2 separate regions of the Homo sapiens genome follow, and region 2 is linked to region 1. The links are chromatin contacts, found by Hi-C or POLR2A ChIA-PET in ENCODE. All regions are on one chromosome and are shown on one strand. Each heading gives the region's core, a stretch centred on a gene start or an enhancer-like site at or near the end of the contact. The rest is flanking DNA. Distances are from core to core; before and after follow the strand shown. Region 1 overlaps MIR3681HG (MIR3681 host gene). Region 2 overlaps MIR3681HG (MIR3681 host gene).

Evidence for each region. Hi-C counts contacts between places; a loop is a spot of excess contacts on that map. ChIA-PET counts read pairs that join two places held with the same protein, here RNA polymerase II (POLR2A). Pooled maps may share reads with other maps.
Region 2: a loop to region 1 is called in a pooled map, with 1.8 times the contacts of the local background. The contact joins two enhancer-like sites. A Hi-C loop is called at or near these places in 2 of 168 maps with a recorded cell type or tissue (B cell and K562), 7 of 37 single-sample maps with no recorded cell type and 3 of 50 pooled maps. POLR2A ChIA-PET finds 5 or more read pairs at or near these places in 2 of 52 experiments (CD4-positive, alpha-beta T cell and activated CD4-positive, alpha-beta T cell).

What each region holds. Positions count from the first base shown.
Region 1 is chr2:12,055,030-12,060,319 of GRCh38, reverse strand. The region is part of intron 2 of MIR3681HG (MIR3681 host gene); the gene reads right to left. Among named protein-coding and RNA genes, the nearest start is that of MIR3681HG, 51 kb to the right of the region's middle. Within about 2 kb of position 2,724, at least 3 of the 41 ENCODE cell types and tissues checked have a DNase peak (open chromatin) inside an H3K27ac peak, as active enhancers do.
Region 2 is chr2:12,259,091-12,264,085 of GRCh38, reverse strand. The region is part of intron 3 of MIR3681HG (MIR3681 host gene); the gene reads right to left. Among named protein-coding and RNA genes, the nearest start is that of MIR3681, 62 kb to the right of the region's middle. Within about 2 kb of position 1,250, at least 3 of the 41 ENCODE cell types and tissues checked have a DNase peak (open chromatin) inside an H3K27ac peak, as active enhancers do.

The DNA of each region.
Region 1 (5,290 bases), core at 1,475-3,974:
GCACTTGCCTGCCCTTGTGCAATTATTCATGACACTTTCACTACCTAAAGTGCTACTTTCTCCTTCCCAACCTGAAAATTCCTATTCATCCTTTATATCCCGGTACATCTTCTGTAAAGCTTCCCTGACAGCCAATATTCTAATTAACCACTCCCTTCTCTGTCCTTCTTTATGTATCTGCCCTTCTATACTCTCCACAGTGCTTTATAATTACTTATGAGTCACTCTCTTCCACTAGACTGAAAGATCCTTAAAGTGCAGGGACAGACTTTAGTCCATCTTTCACCTCCAACCCCCAGCTCAAGACCAGCATAGGATAGAGGCTCAATGAACTGTATTAAATGAATGAAGAGTAAACCACTAAATAATAAATAATGGGTATGACTTCAAACACATTCTCCCACTCCTCATGAAAGTGGAATTCTGTGAAGAAAATCATACAATATTTTTAATGATTTAAATCCTCTTCACCAAGAGACAGGGCAGGGGCCTCTGGGACAAGTTCCCAAACCACAAAAGTAAACATCCCCTCCCTAGAAGTGTTTCCACCCTTCATACTCAGCCCAGCAATGACTGCAATGCATTCAAGGTCCCTATTAGTGGGTAGGCTCTCCATATCCCCTGGTTCTCTGCAGTTTTTAATCTTGTCCATCTGTTTCCCAAATGTGAGTGTGGATTGCAATTGTCCTGAGTAACCAGTAATTTGTCTAGAATGCTCAGAACTGTCCTTGTCACCTGCCCCACTCACTCTCCCACAGCACTCTGCTAGCCCCTCCAAGGTGGACTTACTCCTCTTGCTTTCTGCTCTGGGCTGTTCGAGGTGGCAGGTCTACCTCTCATACCCCATGGTCAGCACCCAGCGAAGACACACTGAATACACCTGGCACATGCACAGTCTCCCCCTTGAACCCAGTGCCTCCTTATTCATGCCAGTGCCCCTCCCTGCCTGACCTCCTGGTCTCCATCCAGTCTCTCCTCCGTAAGCATTGATATTCATCCCCAGAATGGAGCTCCTTAAAGTAGTATACAATCTTAAGCATCTGCAGAACTTCTGTGGTTCATTCATACTATATTTTTGTTATATGAATGAATGAATGAATCATGCTTGTTCAAGAGCCATTCATTGAGAATCTAGTGGGAACCTGGCTACAGGCACATGATAATGATTACAACATAATTTCTAACAGCAAGGAGTTTGAAATTTAAGATAGCAACACCAATAGTTTCAATCTTTCCTGGACATATATTCAACTTCAAAGATAATTTGTTATCACACAGAAGACATCCAGTTGGTGGAAGAAAGGAAGAGTATTTTTTTAAAGAAGGATCTTCCTGACTGCTTATGCATTTACCCAAAATATGAGCATCATGTTAGAGTCTGGAATTAATCAGACCTACTGTCCCTTCCCCACCTTGATGAGTGTCCCTGTAACCCTTTGCAAGCAAGAGGAAGGGATAAAGAAAGTCAAATGGTCCAATGAAGAGTAAGAAACACAGAGAATCCCCCAAAGCAGTGGATGTGTGCTCTACTCTGTTAAGAAGGCAAGGAATGTTAGCCATACAAAACAGGTCTACAGAAATGATGAAAAGCCTTCATACAGAGTATGTGGAGAGCTGAATGTGGACATTCACGTATGCGGTATTATTCTTCTTCTTTTTTTTAATTATAGTGGCTAAATCAACCAGGACCATATTTGACTTTATTTTGTGCATTCATGTCTAGAAATTTTTAAATCTTACTAAGTAAAGGTATTGTTCCATGTATAAAGAAACTATCTGTGAGATTTAGTTCAACTCTCTTGAATTTTGGAAGCTAAGTATGATGGTGAGGATGATGACAGAGCTTTGAATTGCATGCACCTTCTGTGTAGCAAGTACTGAGCCGGCCTTTGACACGTATCATTTCATATAAATCTCAGAACTGCCTTGAAATTAAGCATTATTAGCCTCCTTCTTCAGAGGAAACTGCAGCTCAGGGAATGTGTGCTGTATCTAACGTCACATAGCTAATAAGGGTCTTAGTATAGCTCGAAACTGAATTGCGTCTCTAAAGCTCATGTCTTTTCAATCCCTAAGCATCCATCTGACATGGATGAAGATTATGATCAGTCACTCAATCAACAAAGTGCTTTTAGAACATGTGATGAGCACAGGGAAAGAGCAATATATTGAGGCATTCCCAAGAAAGTGTACAAAGGTCCTGGATGAGTATCCTAGGATCCTGGACTCAAGCTCCCAGCAGAGTCAACCCTCCACCAACAAGCCCTGTGGCCTTGGACAAATCTCCTACCCTGGCTGGGTCTCACTTTCCTTGTGTGTTTCATCTGTGATGACAATAGCCTCCTCACAATCACACAGAGTTGGTGTGAACATTGGATGAACCAGTGTGTAAGAAAGCGTTTTGTAAAGTGTCAAATGCTGTAGAAATCTGAAGTGCGAACTTGTTTTTTCCGACAAGTTTTAAGGTAAACAGGGACTGGAAAAATTACCAGAGGTTTTCTCGAGCAGGAAGTGGAGTGAGAAGAGGCAGAAGGAGCCCCGGGTTGTCAAGGGCCCCCCTCTCTTCAGCGAGGCGACCATGCACACAAAGGAAGCTGAGTCACCCCTGCTCGGCAGGACCCCAAGGCCATCAATTGAGTCTGCCTGTGAGAAAGCGGAAACCCAAATCCTGCTGTCCCCACGGCCCCTCCTGCTGCCGGCCCCCTGTGGTTGGCCAAGTCACCCTCAGGGCCCTGTGGTTCCCTTCTGTGGCTCAGCTGACAGAAACAGCTGGCGTGGTCCATGCTTCACCAGCCTGCATGCCTCTCAGGGTGGGTGGTAAGAAGTCAGAGGGGCCACTGCAAACCCAGAGACTCCAAAGTGACTCCTCTGTGGCTCTCCCCCTTGAATGAATTCTGCCTGCAAGGACATGCACCTGTCAAGCCACTGCTTTGGTTTATTTCGAGGTCACATGCAGTAGGAGACCTTCATGGCACCATTTATGATGAGGGTCTCATAGGAGGTAGAAGGGACTAACTCGAGGGGGTTCTGGAAGGTCCATCTTCCAATTACCTTGAAGCATGATAAATCCCCCACAGCTTTGAAAGCCAGAGGCCCTCTGTGGAGAACAGGAACATCTCAGAGCCCCCACACACTCAGCAGACAGTTCAGACCCAGAGACATAGGCAGTGTCGGCAGAGACCGGTGTTCCTTCAGCCAGCTGTCTCAGTCTGGTCACCCCTGTCTTTTGGCCTGAGAAGCCAGAAGACAAAAGTTAAAGGGAGGTGGGTAGCCATTTAAAAGGATAATTTATTCAGGTATCAAGAGGAATATGAATCAAAACCTTCCTAGAGCTGTCCCCCAGGCCAGGGCAGATGGAACACGAAGCCTGTGGAGTCACCTACACCAGGGGCCAAGCTCCTGCCTCACCACTTCTTAGCCAGTGCCCTGGTACAAGGCAATATAAACTCACTGGACTGCCATTCTTTCTCCTATTCCAAGGAGATGGTATCTACCCCACCCTAGTTCAGCCCCCACATGGGGCTGTTGTGAGGATCAAAAATGATGTATCTAATGGAAATGTATCTATTAGGTTCTCAACCTAAGGAAACCATATTATTATATGTACTGCTATAGGGAGGCCACAGCATCAGTGTGAAGTCAGGCTTGATCTGAACTGATCCAGCATTATCAAGAGGTGATCTGGTATGAATGCTTGAAGTCAGAGAGCAGCTGCCTCAGACTTTCAGGTACAGAATGGACCATGGAAGGCAGGAACAGACTCTAACCCTCTGAGTGGGTATCAGAGTCCTATTTAACAAACTGGAGCTGCAGGCAGGGCTCCAGAATTAATTGTAAAGCAATGCTCCGGCAGGATTTGAGGCAGAACCTCTGCATCACATCCTCAGAAGGTGGGGCTCAGCCTCTAGTTAAAGTCTCTCTTCCCAGACCCTTCCCTGCTCAGGTGAGGACCTCAAGAAGCCCCCACCTCATGTCCATTGCAGTCCCCTGCAATTCTAACCTTCTTGCTAATCCCATAATCCATCCCTAGCCTGCTGTTATGGGTTGAATGATATCCCCCCAAAATAAGATACGTTCAAGTCCAAACCCCCCAGTACCTTAGAAATTGACGTTATTCGGAAACAGGGTCTTTGCAGATTTAACCAAGATAAAGTCAATTAGGGTGGGCCCTAATCCAAGTGACTGGTGTCCTTACATGAAAAAGGGAAATATGGACACAGACACAGACATGCAGAGGGAAAGTGATGGGGAGAGACACAGGAAGAAGACGGCCCCGTGAAGACAGAAGGCTATGTGTGATGCATTGGAAGACAGAAGGCCATGTGTGATGCATTGGCATGCCAAGGAGCACCAAAGATTGCAGCAAACCACCAAAAACTAAAAGGAGGCAAGGGAGGAGTCTCCCCAGAGTCTCAGCGGGAGCATGGCACTGCTGGCACCTTGATTTTGGATGTCCAGCCTCCAGAAATGAGAGATGGACTTAGATTGTTCTCAGCCGACCAGTTTGTGCCTAGGAAACTAGTACACCTAGGAGTGTGGATTACTTTGGTTCAGCAAATACTCCTTGAGTTCAGTGTAGTGGGTAACACAGAGAGATAGACAATTACAATCCTTCATGAGAACTGTGATGGTGAATACACATTCAGAAGGGAACACAACTAACCACAGGGGGCAAGGGCTGGAGGAAGCCCTCTTAGAGGAGATAATGGCTGAGCGAAATCATTCTCATATGGGAAAATGCAAGTAATTTGAGTTCTATAAATTTATAATCATTATATTCAAGGCCAAAAGAATCCTTTCAACAATTACAAAGAAAGGATGTGTGGCTCAGCCAATGAAAAGTGTGAATAGAATTCAAGAAAAAGAAGCTAAAACCATAAAACAAATTAAGAAAAAAATTCAAAAACTCTGGTCCCTGTTGAATTCAGATGACTTATCTGCTTGTTAAAGCAAGAACAGTCACTGCAGCTGTGGGTTCAAAATTATCAGGGCTATCCCTTTAAAATAGCCTATAATTCCTTCCTTTTTCCTGACTCCAACTGGCATTTCACCAATGCTGGGGTTTGGCTTGGTTGTTTGTGTTTAGGCTTTTGAGAAGCTTTTTCTCACCCTCTGCATTATCAACTCTCACTTAGACGACCCTCCCTTGTAATCCCCAAGCCCCATTCTTTTCCTTTACATTAGGCCCACCCAAGTGCACTGTGTCAGTTACATGTCAAGCACACGCCATGGGAGCTCTTGCTGCAGGGATTGCTCTTTCCCATCACTGTATCCCTGAAGCCCAGCCCAG
Region 2 (4,995 bases), core at 1-2,500, 210 kb before region 1:
TGCAAGATCATATAAATGACTTAAAACTAGAACTTATATTTAAAAGGGAAGTGGAGCATGTAAGTATGAAAAATTTGCAGTCTGGCTATGTGGTAGGAAAGAAAAGCCCATTTTCAAGGGAGGAATTCAAGTGGGCTGCAGAAATTTGCATGAGTAAAAAGGAGCCAAGTGCTAATAGGTAAGACAATGGAGAAAAGCCTTCAAAGGCATTTCAGAAAACTGAAGGCTAACAGAACATGTGCTTTTGCATTTTTGTGCTATAAAAAAAGTCTCAGGTATAATTTCTAGTACAGTTAATATCAATAGATATAGCCCACATAAATAAAAGCACTATGGAATCTTCAGTAATTTTTAAGAGTAAAAAGCGTTGTAAAACCAACCCTTTGATAACCACTGTTGTGGCTAATCAGATAAAATCTATGTTAGTATTTTATGTTAATTAAAAAACATCTATAAATCAAGCTTCTATGTGATATCACAGTCCACTCCCAGCTCATTTTAGATCAGTGCATCTCAGCCTTGATTGTACGTTGTAGTCACCTAGGGAGGTTGAAAAACTAGTACTGACCTGATTTTCACAGCCTCCTAGCCCAGATATTCTTATTTAATGGATATAGGGTTTTACTAGGGGATCTGGAGTTTTAACTTCTTTCCAGATGATTTTGTTATGCAGCCAAATTTGAGAACCATTGTCTCCTAGAATAGGAGATCCTAGAAACACACATGTTTGGTGGGCAGGAGAGACAGGGCTGTCACCAACCCCCCTGGATTCCTGGGACTAGAATGAAGTGGAGATGGGCTATTCAGAATGGGCAGTCAGAGCTGTGCCAGGGCAGGCCTCCTTCCCAGGGAATTACTTCATAACTTATGTCCTTGGACTGGGATGTGAGCTCAGAGGACTGAAACCTCAAATCTGGATTCTAGGTTCGAGCACCTCTCAAATGATAGCCTTTATTCACTCTATTCACTCTTTCCCAGCCTTCCTTGCTCGTGCAGTACCATGACAACTTTGCCCATTAGTGATCATAACCCTCCCCACTGTGTCCTCTTCTAAATTGATAAATTAAGAATCCATGTGGAATGGAATTTTTTGCAGTCTGTTAGGTCAGCACCCCTGCCAAAACCAAGTGGGCTGAATCATCCTATGGCAGTTCCTAAGTGCTGCTCCCCAGAATTCACAGCCAGGCCTGCAAACCTGCTGTCTGTGTGTCAGGAGAGAGAAGACACCTGGGCCAAATCTCATGGTTGTCATGACAGCCAAGTCTAAAATAGACTTTCAGACACAAGAGCTGTTTGGCTGACTCTGACCTACATGTAAGCATAAATATTATTCATGTTAGAAAGGAAGTGATCTTCTGTTTTCTTCAGAGAGAGATTTGGAAATTCAGGCTATAGATTTGCTTCATGTGGATATTACAAAGTTTAAAAAGGACTCCTAAGTTGTGAAGATGATAATGGTTTGTACTTTTTATAATAATGTCCTTGTACAAAGTGACACTAACATTCTTTATTACCACCTGGTTGCATGTTATGTATTCAGCCTGTATATACAAAAACACGATGTTGGTAAGCCTTGGGTGCAGAGGTGAGCACTGTTACCAATACTCTTAGTCATAAATCCTTTGTCACCTCCATTCATTCATAAGAAAAAAAGGAAGCAGAGAGACAAGTAAGGGGTGTTGGGGTATTGTATTCGCAGTAAGAAATGGTAGAGCCTAGAAAAAGCCTGGGAATAAGAAATCCACAAATCCTTCATCTCCACTATGGTTTGAATATTTGTTCCCTACAAGCCTCATATTGAAATTTGATCCCCAGTGTTGAAGGTGGGACCTAATGGGAAGTATCTGAATCATGGAGAGGCAGATGGCTCAGGAATACCTCCCCTGGGGGTGAATGAGTTTTAACTCTATTCATGCCTGCAAGAGAGAGCTGGCTGTTAAAGAGAGCCTGGTACCTCTCCCTCTCCCCCTTGCTTCCTTTCTCACCATGGGATCTGTGCATAGGCCGGCTGCCCTTCTCCTGTCATGAGTAGAAGCAGCCTGAGGCCATCACCAGATGCCAGTCTTGAACCTTCTAGCCAGAAGAATCATAAGCCAAATAATCATTTTTTCTTAATAAATTACACAGCCTCAGATATTCTTTATAGTGACACAAAACAGACTAAGACAATCTTAATTCCTCCTGTCTCAACTCTTGCTAGGTTTGCTCTACCACTGAAGCTCTACAATCTTACATAATATTTTTGAAACAATAATCCTGGCATTTTCCTCTAGAATTTTCTGTACGGGTAGAAATCTAAGCTGTCCGGTATGGCATCAGTGAGCCACTTGTGGCTACTGAGCACTTGAAATGTGGATGGTGTGGATAAGATGTGCAGTAAGTGTGCAATACAAATTAAATGTTGAAGATTTAGTGTGAAAAATAATGTAAAACATTCAATTGATAATTTTTATACTTACATGTTGAAATGAAAATATTTGGATATAGTTGACTAAGGAAAATATGTTATTTAGATTATTTTCACCTGCTTTTTTTTTTAATGTGGTTACTTAAAAATTTGTAAATGATGTATGTGGTTTACATCATAGACAGAGGGATAGATGATTGAGAATGAAGAAAAGAAGAAGACAAAAATGAAGACAAAGAAGGAGAAGGAGGAGAAAGAGGAACGGAGACGGAGAGAAAGAGAGACTGATCTGGACTCATATCGCCTGGATCTTGAACCCTGACTTTTTGCTGTTATTGTTGTTCTATATGACATTGATCATATTAGTAAATTTCCTGTGCTTCCATTTCCTCATCTGTAATGTGAGAATAAAAATAGTAATGCTGCTTTTGGATTCTTGGGAATATTAAATACCCAAGAAAAATATTTTTAATATTTTTATTACAAGATGAAGCCCAAACTCTTTTTCTGGCATCCAATATCCTCATTATTTTTGTGCCCAGTTATTTTCTCACTCCTATATTCTTATTTTTCCCCATTCTTTTATTCCTTCCACATTCCAATCAAATGAATATCATGGGACTGACTACAGGTTGTCACAATGATCTCTTCCTCTGTCTTAAACCAAAACTTATTTCAACCTCACCTTCCCATCGCAGGTGATGCTAAATCACCAGTTGCTGGGACTAAGAACCTGAATCATTCAGGATCCTTCTCTTGTGTTTTCCCTCATATCCCAGGCATGGTCTATAGATTCTAATTCTGAAAAAGAGCTGAATTTTCCTCCTCTCTCCATCCCACCTAGAATAACCTTCCACCATCTCTTATCTGGGTTACTGTAACAGCCTCTTCAGTGGGCTCCCTGCCTCCAGCCTTTTTTTTTTTTTTTTTTTTTGAGACAGAGTCTTGCTCTTGTTGCCCAGGCTGGAGTGCAGTGGCGTGATCTTGGCTCACTGCAACGTGTGCCTCCTGGGTTCAAGCGATTTTCCTGCCTCAGCCTCCTGAGTAGCTGGGATTACACCACCATGCCCAGCTAATTTTTGTATTTTTAGTAGAGATGCGGTTTCCATCATGTTGGCCAGGCTGGTCTCAAACTCCTGACCTTAGGTGATCCACCTGCCTCGGCCTCCCAAAGTTTAGCTGCACATACCTGGCAGAGTTGGTGATCTAAAAGCACAAATCACATCCTGCTTTTTCCCTTCTCAAAGCTTCCAACAGCTTGTCACTGTGCCTAGAACAAAATTCAAACTCTTTATCATGCTTTACATGATCCGGCATTTGCCTACCTTTCCAATGCCATCTGTGATTAATTTTCCTATTGCTCGCTCTCCTGAGGACAAACTTGTTTTCTCTCTGATCCTTGAGCAAAGCAGGCTTGATACAGCCTTTGCCCTTCCTACTTTATTGTCTGGAAACCTCTCCTATTTGCTGTTTTCTTGACAGCCTCTTTCTCATGATTCAAATCTCTGTCCAAATGCCATCTTCTGCAAAAGACCCTACCTGGCTAGTCTATAAAGCACCCCTTTCACCACCTTCATTCATTCATTGTCATATAATGCTTTTTGTTTTCTTCGTAAATCTACATAGCTTTTTCTATTCTGAGATTATCTTATCTGTTTACATCTTCAGCCTGTCTTCCCTCCCCAGGATATGACAATGAAGCTGCGTACCTTCTCTGACTTGGTTATCATTTCATGCCTAGGAGTCAATAGATATTTAATAAATATATTTTGGATGAATTCATTCATTCCCTCATTCATTTATTCATTCATTCTGAGCCTTTGAAGGGTCATGCTGATTCTTTTCTTCGACCTTAGTCTTTTCTTCTCTTTGTGAGATGATAAACTCATAAATCTCCTTCCAAAACTCAACTCAAGCATTAATCTCTACATCCTTTCACAGCACTCCAACTCCCTGGTGATTTCACAGAGCCCTGAGCTTATGACTGCCACTATGCTTCTGTGTAATTGCAGTTATATGTCTCCGCCCCTCCAACTATGAGTTCTTCCAATGTAAGAGCCACATCTCTTGTCTCTGAATTCCCATTGCTCACTGGAGAACCTGGCATCTAGCTAGGCAGAAAAGCAAAACGATTTGTGTCAGGTAACTTAGGTTAAATCTATGACTTTGCTAATTGATTGCCTTTGAAGGCAATTCATAACATTTCTGATTATTTATTTCCTTACCTGTTAAATGGACCTTTTCAGCATAATTTTCTTTTGGAATTGTTTTTGTTTTTATAAGCATGTAGGTACATGTTCTTCCACTTTTGCACAAATGGAAATATATTATGCGTATTAGCTCTCTCCCTGCTACTTTCACTTAACAATTTGTTTTAATTTCATCCTGAGATCTTTCCACATCTGTTGGATCATTCATTTTGATGGTTGCATATTATTATATAATATAGATTATCATAATTATTAACTGGCTCCCTATTGATTGGCATTTATTTTCAATCTTCTATGATTCCAAAACAAAAATGTTGTAATTAATAGCCTTGAATGTGTATGTGATCAATGGCAAATCTACTAGTAAGATAACACTTC